2 separate regions of the Homo sapiens genome follow, and region 1 is linked to region 2. Evidence: chromatin contacts called from ENCODE Hi-C or POLR2A ChIA-PET data. All regions are on one chromosome and are shown on one strand. Each heading gives the region's core, a stretch centred on a gene start or an enhancer-like site at or near the end of the contact. The rest is flanking DNA. Distances are from core to core; before and after follow the strand shown. Region 1 holds the start of RPAP3-DT (RPAP3 divergent transcript). Region 2 holds the start of VDR (vitamin D receptor).

Region 1 (5,995 bases), core at 1,824-4,323, 200 kb after region 2:
GTACAGGCTCTGAAGTCATGTTGCCCAGGTACCTAGCCAGGCTCTGTTGCTTACTGGCCATATGAGCAAATTTCTTAATTATTCAGATTGTTTCCTCACCAGTCAAATGGGGATAATATTACCATTGTTGTGAGATAAGGAATGTGAAATAACATGCTAGTCTTTCTTATAGTAATTATTGTCTCACTTATTATACAGATTTAATTTTATACTGGGAGAGGCAATTTACTATCCCTGCTATCAGCCTTAACCTTCACCTACTGGTGCCCAGTACTTGTGCTCTTCATAGGCCTCTTCAGAGGTCTTCCAGGTAGTCCAGTAGGAGACAGAAAGACAGAAATGCAGGAGAGAGTACTGTATTCCAGGGTCTGGGCCTTAGCTTTGCAGGAGAGAAAGGTAAGAACTAACATTTGTTAAGCTGTTACCATGTCCCAAGCTGTGCTAAGTAGTCCTTTTATATTCATTTTCTCACTCTGGTGGGTATTTTTATCTTCACCACTTTAATTTTACCTAGACAACTGAGGATCAGATTAAGCCACATTCTTAGTCAGTAGCAGAATCAGGATTGCAAAATTCAACCCTTTTCCTCATGTTGTAGTGAGCCTGGATTTCTAGTAGTATCTACTCACTTATTCATTCATTATTTTTTAAAGAATATTTATTAAGACCCCTGACAGAGGCTGCTGGTTACCCCTCAGTATCTGCTCTCCTCTTCTTCCTTATTCACTGAAGTCTCAGTTTTTAGGTACACAAATGACTGTCAAGAGTACAGACTCTTGACCTCCCTTGCAACCAGAAGTAGGCGTGTGTCTATGTCCTCACCAATGGCATGCAAAAGGAAGTATTCTTAATGGGCAGGGGGTACCGTTATTCCCACTCTTGCCCTTTTCTGCCGACTGGATTTCAGACAAGATCGTGGGAGCTTGAGCAGCCAGCTTGAACCATGAATGAAAGCCATATGCTGAAGATCACAGAGCAGCCAGGAAGGAGCCTGGGTCTCACACCGAAACTGTCACACTAATCCTGGATTGCTTATATTCAGTTTTACATGAAAGAAAAATAATCTTTCATGTTTAAGCCACTCTTATTTTGGGCTTTCTGTCACATGCAACCAAACTTAACATAGTATCTCCATAACAGGAAGTCCCAAGGTTCATTTTCTTCCTAAAGTTACTTAGCTAATACTTCCTTTCTTAAGATTTACATTAACTGTCAGACTCTTTAACTATTTGAAAGAGCCCAATAATTGTTTTGGATATTAAAATTAATAGCATTTACAATCATTAATTGCAGCATTTTATTGTTGCAATAATAAACACTCCTGTTTATTTCCACTGACCATTACAACTGCAACACATAAAACACATAAAGAGGTTTGTCTCTTTGAAAATAACTCTTCAGGTATTAATGATAAGTTCAATTGAGATGACTGGAGTAAATGAATAAAAGAGACTTAAAAGAAAGGCATTATTTACACATTTTGTTGAAATCCATTTAAAGATAACTGCCAATAGAAGTGGGGAGGTCTGCAAGGAATCTAGGAAAGAACTTAAGGTGGCCTAGGTCTGAGCTCACAGGAGAGAAGGCTGCCATTGCAGGCACAGGTTTTGTGGGACAGCAGGAGCCTCAGAATTAGGTGATGATGACCATCAAAACCATTTGATTAACTTTTCTCACTTTGACTCTATATTCACTAAGCTACTTCTGATTATTGTATGGTTTGAGAGAGAAAAAGAGAGAGAAAAGCAGGGTCACCTAAGGGTCTATGAGGTTTTACTAGAGCAGCCAGCTAGCCCCCTTATCTCTCTTCTCAATCAACTCTGTCAGAATTAATAAAACAAATGTGGTTGCTTTTGTTAAAAACACCAGTAAATCAATATTTGCTTTTAAATACTTAATAAAAAAATTATTAAAAGTCAGTTCTCTATCTCCCTAATACAACCAAAGAATCATTTCATTAGTAAATATTTTGACGTACACTTAATGATTTGACTACTATGATTTTAAAATATAAAGATACCAATAATTAAGCAATGGGAAGGATGTGCTAATGATATGACCTTGTAAGACAGCACTCCAGCCTAGTTCTTCATTGATCAGCGCCTGGGTTAGTGGCTTCCAGCTTCAAATGCACAGCCGTATCCTATGCTTTAAAAAATTCTGATTGGCTTCACTCAAGACTAGTTACATCAGAATCTCTGGGATAGGACACAGAAATCAGTATACACACACACACACACACACACACACACACACACACACACACAGACACAAACACACACACACACACACGTGTATATGTATATACTCCCTAAGTGATTCCAAAGCTCAGTCAAGACTGAGAACCACCGATCTGGATTTTGAGGATATTTGAGGTTACAGTCCTGTTTTAAATGGAAAGTTTCATTTGTTTGTGTTTGCTTCTGTGGACTTCTGCAATTATTTTTGTTTTGCTTTCGTTTAAGAGTTGTCATTGCAACGAAGACTCCCTCACACGGGAAGCAGAAGCAAAAAGTGTTAAAAGTTTCGTTCTTTTTTCTCTGTAAGCCAGAGCATATCTAAAGACAGATTGTAACACTGGCACATGTCAAAGAAAGACTCAGAGATAGATTCACTTAGAAAAGGGGTTTACTTGCAAAAGATGCGAGGAGTTAGACGGAAGGACTAGTTTGCCAACCAGTACTTAAAGGGAAAAAAAAATCCCCTAAAATTACCAGGATTACCGGTTGACAGTAGTCTGTTCATGGTGGAAAAACAGTAACTTTCTCACATGGTTATTATACTCACAAAGGTCAGACAAATTAATGTCACAAAGGTCAGAGATTAGCAAGGTAAATATTAGGGATTAAACTGTTTAAGGGAGTCCAGGGAAATATTCAAGGTTTTATTGTTTTGGAGATCAGAAAATCAGGATGATCCTGCAGTTTTTGGGTTATCTCCTTTTAAGCTTAGTCATATTGGAAGCAGGCAGAAGGCTCAGATATTGCTTTTACATACCCTCAAGCCACCAAGCTGGTTCCATCCTGAGAAGGAAGTCACGAAGCTGACTTCTGCGCGCGCTCAAGCCCAGGCTAAAGGGGGCGGGGCGAGGCCGCGGGGGCTTGTGGGGAAGCGCAGGAGGCGGGGCTTTGCGTGAGTCACTGCCGGGCTCGGCGTGAGTCGCTGCGGGGCTGACGGGGTGGCAGTGCGGCGGGTTACGGCCTGGTCAGGTGAGCGGGCGTTGCGGTTCTCGCTGCCCGGAGCAGCGTAGGAGATCCTTGGGGTGGCCGGTGGGAGGAGGGGTAGCGGTTATGGGTACCGGTGAGGCGGGGCGGGCCGGGGCTGGCGGTGGAGGCGCGCGTTGAGGCGGCGCGTCGGTGTCCAGGGCAGCGGCGTCTCGGGTCGCGCGTTCCCGGAGGGGCTCGCCCCCGCAACCCGGGCCTGCGCGCTCTGCTTTGCAGGCGGACCCTCCACCCTGCTGCGATTTTGCAGTGCTCGGGAAGGCAGAGCCGCCCTCCCGCAAAGACCGAGGTGGGGCCCGCCCCCTTGCGGCGTGGGTGTGCGGTGTTCGCCGGGACAGCGGGTGTGAAAGTGATACCCCCAGCGCTGGAAGTTTTTGATTGCTGGCTCGCACCCCCGCCCCATCGCAGGGTCCCTGGGAGAGTTTTTGGGCCTGCTCGAGCAGCAGCGGTGATGGGTGAAATGGAAAAGCATCTAACCCCCGTCAGCATCTCACTGACTTGTTGCGCTTTTATTCATTTATTTGAGTTCCCAACAAAGCGTTGTACTAGTTTTGTTTTTGAATGAGTTGTGCATATATGGTCAAACATGGACACTGCCTGAAAGAAGCTTAAACCTAATTTAGTTGTTGAGGCTACGAGTCAGAAGACCTATCTGCATCTGCAACTGTCCCTTCTTAGTGAGGTATTTTTCACTGTCCTAAACAAATGTTTTTCTAATTCCGTCTCTCTCCCTCCCACCTTACTTCTCTTCCCTCCGCCTAAAGCTTTGACTCTTCTCCTACCTTTTTGGAGATTTTGCCCCATCACTCATCCTTTTTCCTGTATCTTTTACTTTGTTGCTTTTTCCCCAGACTATGCTCAAGAACAAGTCTTATATTATCAAAGGCAAATGTACTGTAATCTCCATATAATCTCATTTACGTAACTCATTTCATTCCCCCCCCTCCTTTTTTTTTGGTCCCAGGCTGGAGTGTAGTGGGCCCGTCACCGCCCACTGTGGCCTCGATCTCCCGATCCTCCCACCTCAGCCTCCTGAGTAGCTGGAACTATAGGCACCCTCCACCACGCCTGGCTAATTTTTGTGTTTTTAGTAGAGATGGGGATCTCGAAGTGTTGCCCAGGCTGATCTAGGAACTCCTGAGCCCAAGCTATTCCCCCTGCCCCCCAACCTCTGCCTCCCAAAGTGCCGGGATTACAGGCATGAGCCACCTGCGGTTGGCCTTCCACCCTTTAAAAAAAATCTTATTGAAACTCTAAATAGAGGTCAGGCGCGGTGGCTCATGCCTATAATCCCAGCACTTTGGGAGGCCGAGGTGGGCGGATCACTTGAGGTCAGGAGTTCGAGACCAGCCTGGCCAACGTGGTGAAACCCCGTCTCTACTAAAAAAAAAAAAAATACAAAAATTAGCCGGGCGTGGTGGCCTGCACCTGTAATCCCAGCTGCTCGGGAGGCTGAGGCAGGAGAATCACTTGAACCTAGGAGGTGGAGGTTGCAGTGAGCTGAGTTTGCGCCACTGCACTCCAGCCTGGGCGACAGAGCAAGACTCTGTCTCAAGAAAAAAAACAAAAACTCTGAATAGTCTTTTTATGACTAAATATAATGCACTTTCTTTCCCTCTGTGGCATTTGGCACTGCTAACCTCTCACTTTCTTCAACTCATTTTTTGTCATCTGTAACAGTACACTCTAGGTTTTTCTCCCAACTGTCTAGGTGCTACTGCCTACTTTTTTCTTCCTTGGCATCTCTTTCTCCGTTTAGTGTTCTCCAGGTTCACCCCATTCCCCAGTTGTCACAATGGTTAAACATGGCCACATCCTTGATTCTAGCTTCTACCTTTCTGCTAGTGACACCGGAATTTATCTCTATTCCTACATAGCTACCTATGGGGTATCTCTTCGCCCCATTAGCACTCAAATTCAGCATATCCCAAACAAATAATCTGACTTTCCGTTTGCCCTCCAACTTTGATGCCTCTTTTCCTTTTAACATTGTATTTCTTGACTCAAAATGGCATCAGTAATCTTACCGGGGTCCCAAGCCAGAAATCTAGGCCACTGTTTGAGTCTTTCTCTGTTCTCCAACACCTCAGTCTAGTCAGTCATCAAGTTCTTTTTATTTTACTACCTTGATATTTTCACATAACTTTCAGAATATAGGTTAGACCTCATGGCCTGCCATTTCAAGTCTGTCCCATGTCCACCTCTTTAATTTTCTTTTCCTTCATTCTCCCTCATAATTCCTCACTCTGCCTGCCCACTCCTCCCTGTTAGTCACTTGGCGGGCCCCTTTGAAATCCAGCTAAAGTTCCAACACCTCTGGGGACTCCTTCCGTGACACCACCACCCTACTATCTGATCCATGCCTATTTTTTGCAGTCAGTTCCATAGCATCTGTATGTACCTCTGACGCAGGGTTCTCAACCAGGGGTTATTTTACCTCTCAGGGAACATTTGGCAGTGTCTGGGATTCTTCGTTGTCACAATCCATGAGAGGAAGGGATAATCCTGGCACCTAGTTGGTAGAGGACAGAAATGTTGCCAACCCTCCTACAATGCACAGGACAGCACTCTTAAAATAAATTTTTTGGCCCAAAATGTCAGTAGTCCCAAGGTTGAGAAACCCTGCTTAACATATTTTGTTACTAGTGCTTTATATATTTTTTTCTTCTCCACTGCACAAGGGACCTTGTCTTGTTTTTGCATCCCTAAATCTTGATTCAGGGCCTTTCACATAGTAGAAGTTAAATGTTGGAAGAAAAAGAAATAAAGGAGGT
Region 2 (6,626 bases), core at 2,658-5,157:
AAAGGAAGAAAAAGGAATGAAAGAGGGAAGGAGGGAGGGAGGAAGGAAGGAAAAGAGGATAGAGAAAATAATAGAAAACATTGTAGAACATCTTTTGTATCAGGAACTTATATATATTCCTGAGTAAACTAGGTCACAGTAAAAACTTATTTCTTATTATGGGTTGCAGTTAAAATTTTGAAAAATACTGTCCTGGGAAGACCCCTTGGTTTGCTTTCATTGCTACAGCTTCTTACATTTATTCATTCTATTTTTACCATCTGGAACATAAATAAGGAGAGTCATCCCTGATCCTTTTTGTCTTAACTTGGGTTAGGAAATATAAATGAATTAATCTTTCTGAACTTAACGTGTGTTTTTTAAAAAATCTCTAAAACAAGGGAACAAACTGAAAAGATGGCCTGGTCCCTTCTGTCTTTCTAACTCCACGCTCATGTCTCTCAGAATGTTCTCTGGGTGTTTACTGAAGAGAGGCTTCTCTTCAGTCCTACCGTGCTCATAACCATAAAATATTTAAGGGGGGAAAATGGCCCTAAAAAAGGGAAAAACAAACAGTCAGATGGGAGTGTTCCAGAGAGAGCTCAAAGGGCACATTTTTACCTGCAGAGCAGCCTTTAGACAGCTCAAAAAACCTCTGTCCATGGGGACAGGGTCTCTGGGAGACTCACAGGGACAAAGTGACCCACTCTAGCTCTGACACCACAGCAAGAAGTGCAGAGAGCATCAGCCAGCCTCGAGGACAGTGGCCAGGCTGCAGAAAAAGGAAGCCCAGAGATGAGGACAGGCTGCAGTCCTGTGGCCTGACTGTAGCCACAACTGCCCAGGCCATCCCCAGGTGCCTGGAGCCTGGCAGAGAGGTCAAGAGACCAGGCCCTGCCTTTCTTTGGACTCTGTGGAATGAAATGCACAGGAATGAAATGAATGAAACGAAATCCTCAGCCTAGTACCTCTGGAATCTTTCCATCAAAGTCAGATGCACCGGGAAGGGCTCTTTTGTTTCTATATAGATTTTTGAGTCTATAGCACTATAGCAGAGTATCTAGCACACCACCAGACTTGGCTAATATTAACCAAGCAAGTGCTTACGAGATATTCCCTGATGTAATTTGGCAGAGATGAGTACTGACAAAAAACAATCTGTACATCCCAATAAAGACCACTACCCATCCCAGGGATAAGTGAGAATATGAGAAATGTTAACTTCAGGGAAAAGAAAAATTAATGTCTTCTGCAGAGGTTCTGGTACCTGGTTTATGGAGAAGTCAAGATAGGGGAATTTAAAACTATTAACTCTGTAGTGCAGGAATGGTGCTTGTCATCGAGGCATCAAGAGAACACGGTGTGGGACAGCAACCTCCCTTTCCAGTTGTGTACCTGGCTAGGGAGAAGTAGGGTCCAGAGACAATTAGGGATTACAACAGAACACAGGAGAAGTGAATCTCATATGATGTTGCTTTTCTACTTTCACAAAATAACCTTCCTTCTAAGAATAAAACAGGCAAAAAAAAATCTATCTTTGTTCAATGTAAATACAAGATGGTTCATTAGCAGGTGCCAAACCATGCAATATAGAAAATGCATGCGCTACAAAGACCAGAGAATTGACAGTTCCTTTCCTGGAGATGTTGGAAAAGCCTGATGGAATAGGCAGGACCTGAAAGAGGAGAGGGTCTGGAGAGGTGGATGAGAGAGAACAGTTCAGGTATTGGGGGAATATGGGAAGAACATGGTTACAGACAAGGTGACGGGGCTGATGACGGCATGTGCTGGGGACCGTGATGACATCTATAATCTTGCCCATCTGCCAAACGCAGAACCTCTGAGTTCTTCAACTCTGTGAAAAGTGCATGCATGGAAATTTTTTTTTTGTTTTTTAGAGGCAGCATGAAACAGTGGGATGTGCAGAGAGAAGATCTGGGTCCAGTAGCTCTGACACTCCTCAGCTGTAGAAACCTTGACAACTCTGCACATCAGTTGTACAATGGAACGGTATTTTTTACTCTTCATGTCTGAAAAGGCTATGATAAAGATCAAGTAAGATATTCCAAAGAATTTTTAAATTATAAAGCAGTTTACACATGTGAATTACAAGTACCTCTCCTCCAACAAAGGCTGTGAAAAAAGACTAACTCTCAGTTACTACGGAATACTTAGTACGCATCTTCCACCATCTTTTGATAAGGTTTATTTGCAAGATGTCAGGCCAGTCAAGCACCACAAAAGTGACTTCTGAGTGTTCAACCTCTTTCAGAGGCTCATGGGACTTGCAGAGAATGTCCCAAGGTATTGGTGGTTGGAAATTTCCTCTTATGCTTTTCTTCCCACAAGAATCACCGCTAGCTTTCCCACGATGCTTTGGGCAAGGGGATCCTTCCTATTACTTTCATTACAGGTAGAGAATCCATCCATCAGACTGGCAGGACCTCTAAAGGGGCACTTCATCTGTTTCTCAGAATAAATGGTCCATTCCCAAGTTCAATCAAACGCTATGCCTCTCTTCTGTCTTTTGTTTAAGTCTTCCCAGAAAGTTGCCATGATACCTCCATAATGAACTGTTGCAGTGCTTAACAAACTTCACTGTTGGAAGGTTCTTCCTTCTATTTAATCTCAGTCTATTTCTTTTAACCCTATTATTGAGTTGTGAGGGGCTGGTTATGATGTAGTCCAGCATAGCTGTCTCAGAAATGGTTCAGAGACCATTGCACCAGCAGATTTGCTGGGCTCTAGCACTAGTCCTTCATTGATTAGCTGAGTCATGTTGGGCATATCACTTAAACTTTCTATGCCTCAATTTCCCACCCTTTCACCTTGTCCCTCTGAGCCATGGTTTCCTCCTCTGTAAGAGGCGAATAGCAATATCTTCCCTGGCTAAAGGAGGTCATCGACTGCTGGATGATTTTGTGAGCATTTCTATTCCAGAAGATTATGTTGTAATTACTATTTATTTATACATTCTCCCACTGCACAGTGAGTTCTAAGAAGAGGGAACCCCATCTTTTTCACCTGTCCTCTAGCAGATAGAGCGGTGCCTATCACACAGTCAAGGGAAGCAGAGAATAACTTTAAGCCAAAATTTCCTGTGGTGAGTTTTCCGCAGCCATCCACAATTCCAGGTCTCAGGAGGTAGTCTTTATCTTTTCCCCTCACGCCGATGCCACGGGGCGGGGGGGGAAGGCGGAACTCGGGACCAGGGACCAGGGAAGCTGAGACTCAGCTCCCTTGGGTGAGATTCGCGACAGGCCGGGAACGTGGTCAGCCGCGGTCGCTGCCAAGGTGATATCGGGTGGGAGCAATGACGCAACTCCGGTTTCCACTTCGGCCCCCCGGGATATTTTACCCTAATCTGTGGGATCAGGCTGAGCTTCCTGGCGTTCTGCAGCAGTAACAGGTTGGCGAGCGGAGCCCGGGATTTCCCATTCGTGCGGAGCTAGCCGCCGGTGCCAGTCGGCAGGCGCCCCCCAGCGTCCCGCGGACGACGAAGTCCTGGCCTGGTCAGCCCAGGTGGGGGTGACGCACCTGGCTCAGGCGTCCGCAGCAGGCTGGGTAGAACCACGGCAGGAAGGGTGGGGGGCTGCATCCCCGATTAACACAGGCTGAAGCGGGTATCCGCACCTATAATCATCGACAACTCTGTCCCACAGAGGGCAGAAGCGTGCCTTGCCCTATGGACGACGGTCGATGAAAATTTCACGAGTTAGAGTATCTAAGGCTACAGCGTGGCCTATAGGGTGGTTGATTCCAAGTCAAGATGGTTGCAGCGCCAACGGAGCTCCTGGCAAGAGAGGACTGGACCTGTGGGCGGGGCGGAGGGGCGGGGCGGGGCCGGGGCGGGGCCTGACCGAGAGGCGGGGCCAGGTGCTGGGCTGTCTCTGCTTGTCAAAAGGCGGCAGCGGAGCCGTGTGCGCCGGGAGCGCGGAACAGCTTGTCCACCCGCCGGCCGGACCAGGTGCGAACCCGGGAGCAGCGGGAAAGGGGGTCTCAGGATAGGGACTCGGGGTCGGGGCGTCTGGGATACCGGGGCCTGAGCGCCCGGCTGCGAGCATTAGAGTCTAAGTCTCAGCGGTAAACTTGGCTACTGAGGTCCGGGCTGTCGTGCCATGAGGCTGGGACACTAAGGGGCACTGAGGTTTGAGAAAGCTGAAGTTCGTGCCAGGCTGGCGAGGGGAGCAGCGACATCCTCGGCGCTTAGGAGAAATGCTCCGCTAACACAGTGCTTAGCACTTGGGCAACAAGAAGTATTTGTTTCCTTCTTCTGTCGGGGCGCCTTGGCATGGAGTGGAGGAATAAGAAAAGGAGCGATTGGCTGTCGATGGTGCTCAGAACTGCTGGAGTGGAGGGTGTGTAACCTTATTTATTGTCTTACAGGGCCCAGGTATGGTCACCTGTGATGGTGGAGTTGGGTCTTTTAAGTAATTTTTTTTTTTTTTTTTTTTTTTTTACTTTTCTTTGAACTACCAATGAGTTTAGACCTAATTGGCCCTATTTTTTTTCAGGACAGCCTGTCAATAGATGTTCAGAGGAACTCAGGGGCAAGCATTTAAATGAGGAAGGGGCTCAAGGAGTAGTTTCTGTTTGAAAAGTGAGGTGCCCTGGATCTGTGGGTGGTGGTGAGGAAGATTCAGAAGTATCTAGGAGGGAACAGCCTGTGGTCTCCAGGGCCAGTGTACAACTGCCCCTCCTTCTCTTCACCCAGGGACCAGAGTCTGAGACCTAGCCTGGGCTGGGGGAGCCTTAGGTCTCCAAGCCCAGACCCTTCTCACAGTTCCTCCTCCTTCTCCTCCTCCTCCTCCTCCTCCTCTTGTTCCTCCTCCTCCTCTATGCGTGCGGTGAGTGAGTCAGCCTCCTGTCTGGGCTCAGTTGCAGCCAAAGGGGCCAGAGCCCAGGCAAGCAGTTGGGCAGGCATTTTCTGAGCATTGCAGAAGCTCTCCTGGGCAGAGTTCAGCTCTGCTCCAGCTCCCTGCTGGAAGGTGGTCTTCCTCATGGGCAGGGGCTCAGATACCCAACACAGCAGTGCTTATGGAATGGCTATGAGATGATTCTAGCAGGAGGTGACCGTGAAGGGATAGTGGCTTTATGATAAATCTACATCTCATCTTTCTCCTGGGATAAGGAGGTGCATCCCAGCACTGCAGGCTTTTCCAGCCCTTCCTTCCATTTCTGCCTAGTGGTCTCATTAGCAGCCCATCTCTGCTAGTGAAGGGGGTGAGCAAAAGAAATTAGGAAAGTCTGGGGCCAGAGAAGTCATGGTGTTGGCAAAGAAGGCTTTAACTCAGGCTAGGGAGTGAGGGTGATTTGCTGAGGTAGAAATGGGTTATCTGAACATTGGAGCCTCAATTCTATGGACTAAGAGTGTTGTGTGTTGAGAGACCTGCCGTCCCTTCCCTGTCCAAGTGCTGGAGGGAACTGTGAGTCTTTCTGAAACAGTCTCAGGGCTGGCATGCAGCCAGACCAGAAGGTAGTAAGACTGCACATTTCTCCCTGGCTTTTGTTTTGGGTGCTAGAGATCGTTGAACAGAAGTAGCCCTCCCTGCAGAGTCCGTGGCCCCCACTCAGCAGCCTCTCTGGACCTATTTGAGAAGAGTCCTGGGAGGCCAATCCAGCTGTGGGGCTGACTCAAACTGCAAAAAGCTGGGGAATTCACAGTCTATGCTCTGGCTGGGTCCCATGGCTTTGGGTTTGGCTGGTCTTGATCAGCTGTGACTTGGACCCTTACCAAGCTAAAGGAGGGACTAGAAAATGGGGTAAGAAAGGAGGGGAAAAAATGAGAGTTAGAAAGCCTTCCCAACCCTTTACTCCTCTTCGGCAGAGGCCATCAGACTTTGTTTGTATAAACATTATGGAAGGTCGGGTGCTGTTTGGGGTGCCCTGATAGTTTGTGTTTATGGTTTCTCAGTATTCTTCCCCTATTTGACCTCAAAACTGATCTCTTTTGTAACTAAGCCCCAGAGGAAGCTCCGAGAGGACCTCCTGAACCCCTACACTCTACCCCCAGAACAGATAGCAGGTGTCCAAAGCCCAGGCTGTGAATGGAGAAAGGCCTGGGACCGAGTGGGCTACATCAGGTGGCTACTACATCAGGTGGTTATCTAAGACACGAAAGGGAGTTCCCATTGTTTCATTCCTTACCCCACATCCTAAGGAGGCACCGCTGTCCTGGCTGGAATAGGCATCTGGAACCTCTGCTAGAAACTCGCTGTTGCCTGTGCAGCAGTCAGGTCCTAGGGGCCAGAGAGCCAGAGACGGGAGGACCACCTAGATGACATTTGGTGTGTTGCTGAATAAAGAATTACAGGGCTCCAGCTTCCATTTGTCCCTGCTGCAATTCTGTTTTGGATGCAGGTAGAGGGAAATAAGGAATTGACCAGATTTGATTAAGAGCCTCTTGTGTGCCCAGCATGACTCCAGGCCCTCTGAGGGATAGCAGGAAGCAGAACCCACCAGACCAGGCCCCTGACTCCAAGACAGTTTGAGCCCCAGGGTGGGCAGCAGTTCTCAGGCTCTCCCTCCACTATTGTCCAGTTCTGAGAGGATCCAGCTGGGCTGAAGCCAGCCTGGCTGCCACTCTGGGCCACCAAGGCCTTGCTTGTCATTTTGCTTCCCTCTGATTTGTCCCTAACCTTTTCCTG

What was found. Hi-C counts contacts between places; a loop is a spot of excess contacts on that map. ChIA-PET counts read pairs that join two places held with the same protein, here RNA polymerase II (POLR2A). Pooled maps may share reads with other maps.
Region 1: a loop to region 2 is called in a map of CD8-positive, alpha-beta T cell, with 15 times the contacts of the local background. The contact joins the promoter of RPAP3-DT here to the promoter of VDR in region 2. A Hi-C loop is called at or near these places in 6 of 168 maps with a recorded cell type or tissue (B cell, CD8-positive, alpha-beta T cell, ascending aorta and 2 more) and 17 of 50 pooled maps. POLR2A ChIA-PET finds 5 or more read pairs at or near these places in 3 of 52 experiments (CD4-positive, alpha-beta T cell, Caco-2 and activated CD4-positive, alpha-beta T cell).

Annotation. Positions count from the first base shown.
Region 1 is chr12:47,703,166-47,709,160 of GRCh38, reverse strand. RPAP3-DT (RPAP3 divergent transcript) reads right to left here and starts at 3,073. Exons shown (of 4, transcript NR_183480.1): 1 at 2,998-3,073. It overlaps RPAP3 (RNA polymerase II associated protein 3), which reads left to right and starts at 3,131. Exons shown (of 17, transcript NM_024604.3): 1 at 3,131-3,209. RefSeq lists enhancers at 2,820-2,969, 2,901-3,195, 2,916-3,415, 3,416-3,917 and silencers at 3,110-3,189, 3,260-3,549, 3,580-3,669.
Region 2 is chr12:47,902,275-47,908,900 of GRCh38, reverse strand. It overlaps VDR (vitamin D receptor), which reads left to right and starts at 3,907. Exons shown (of 10, transcript NM_000376.3): 1 at 3,907-3,946. RefSeq lists a silencer at 3,785-3,914 and an enhancer at 5,298-5,497.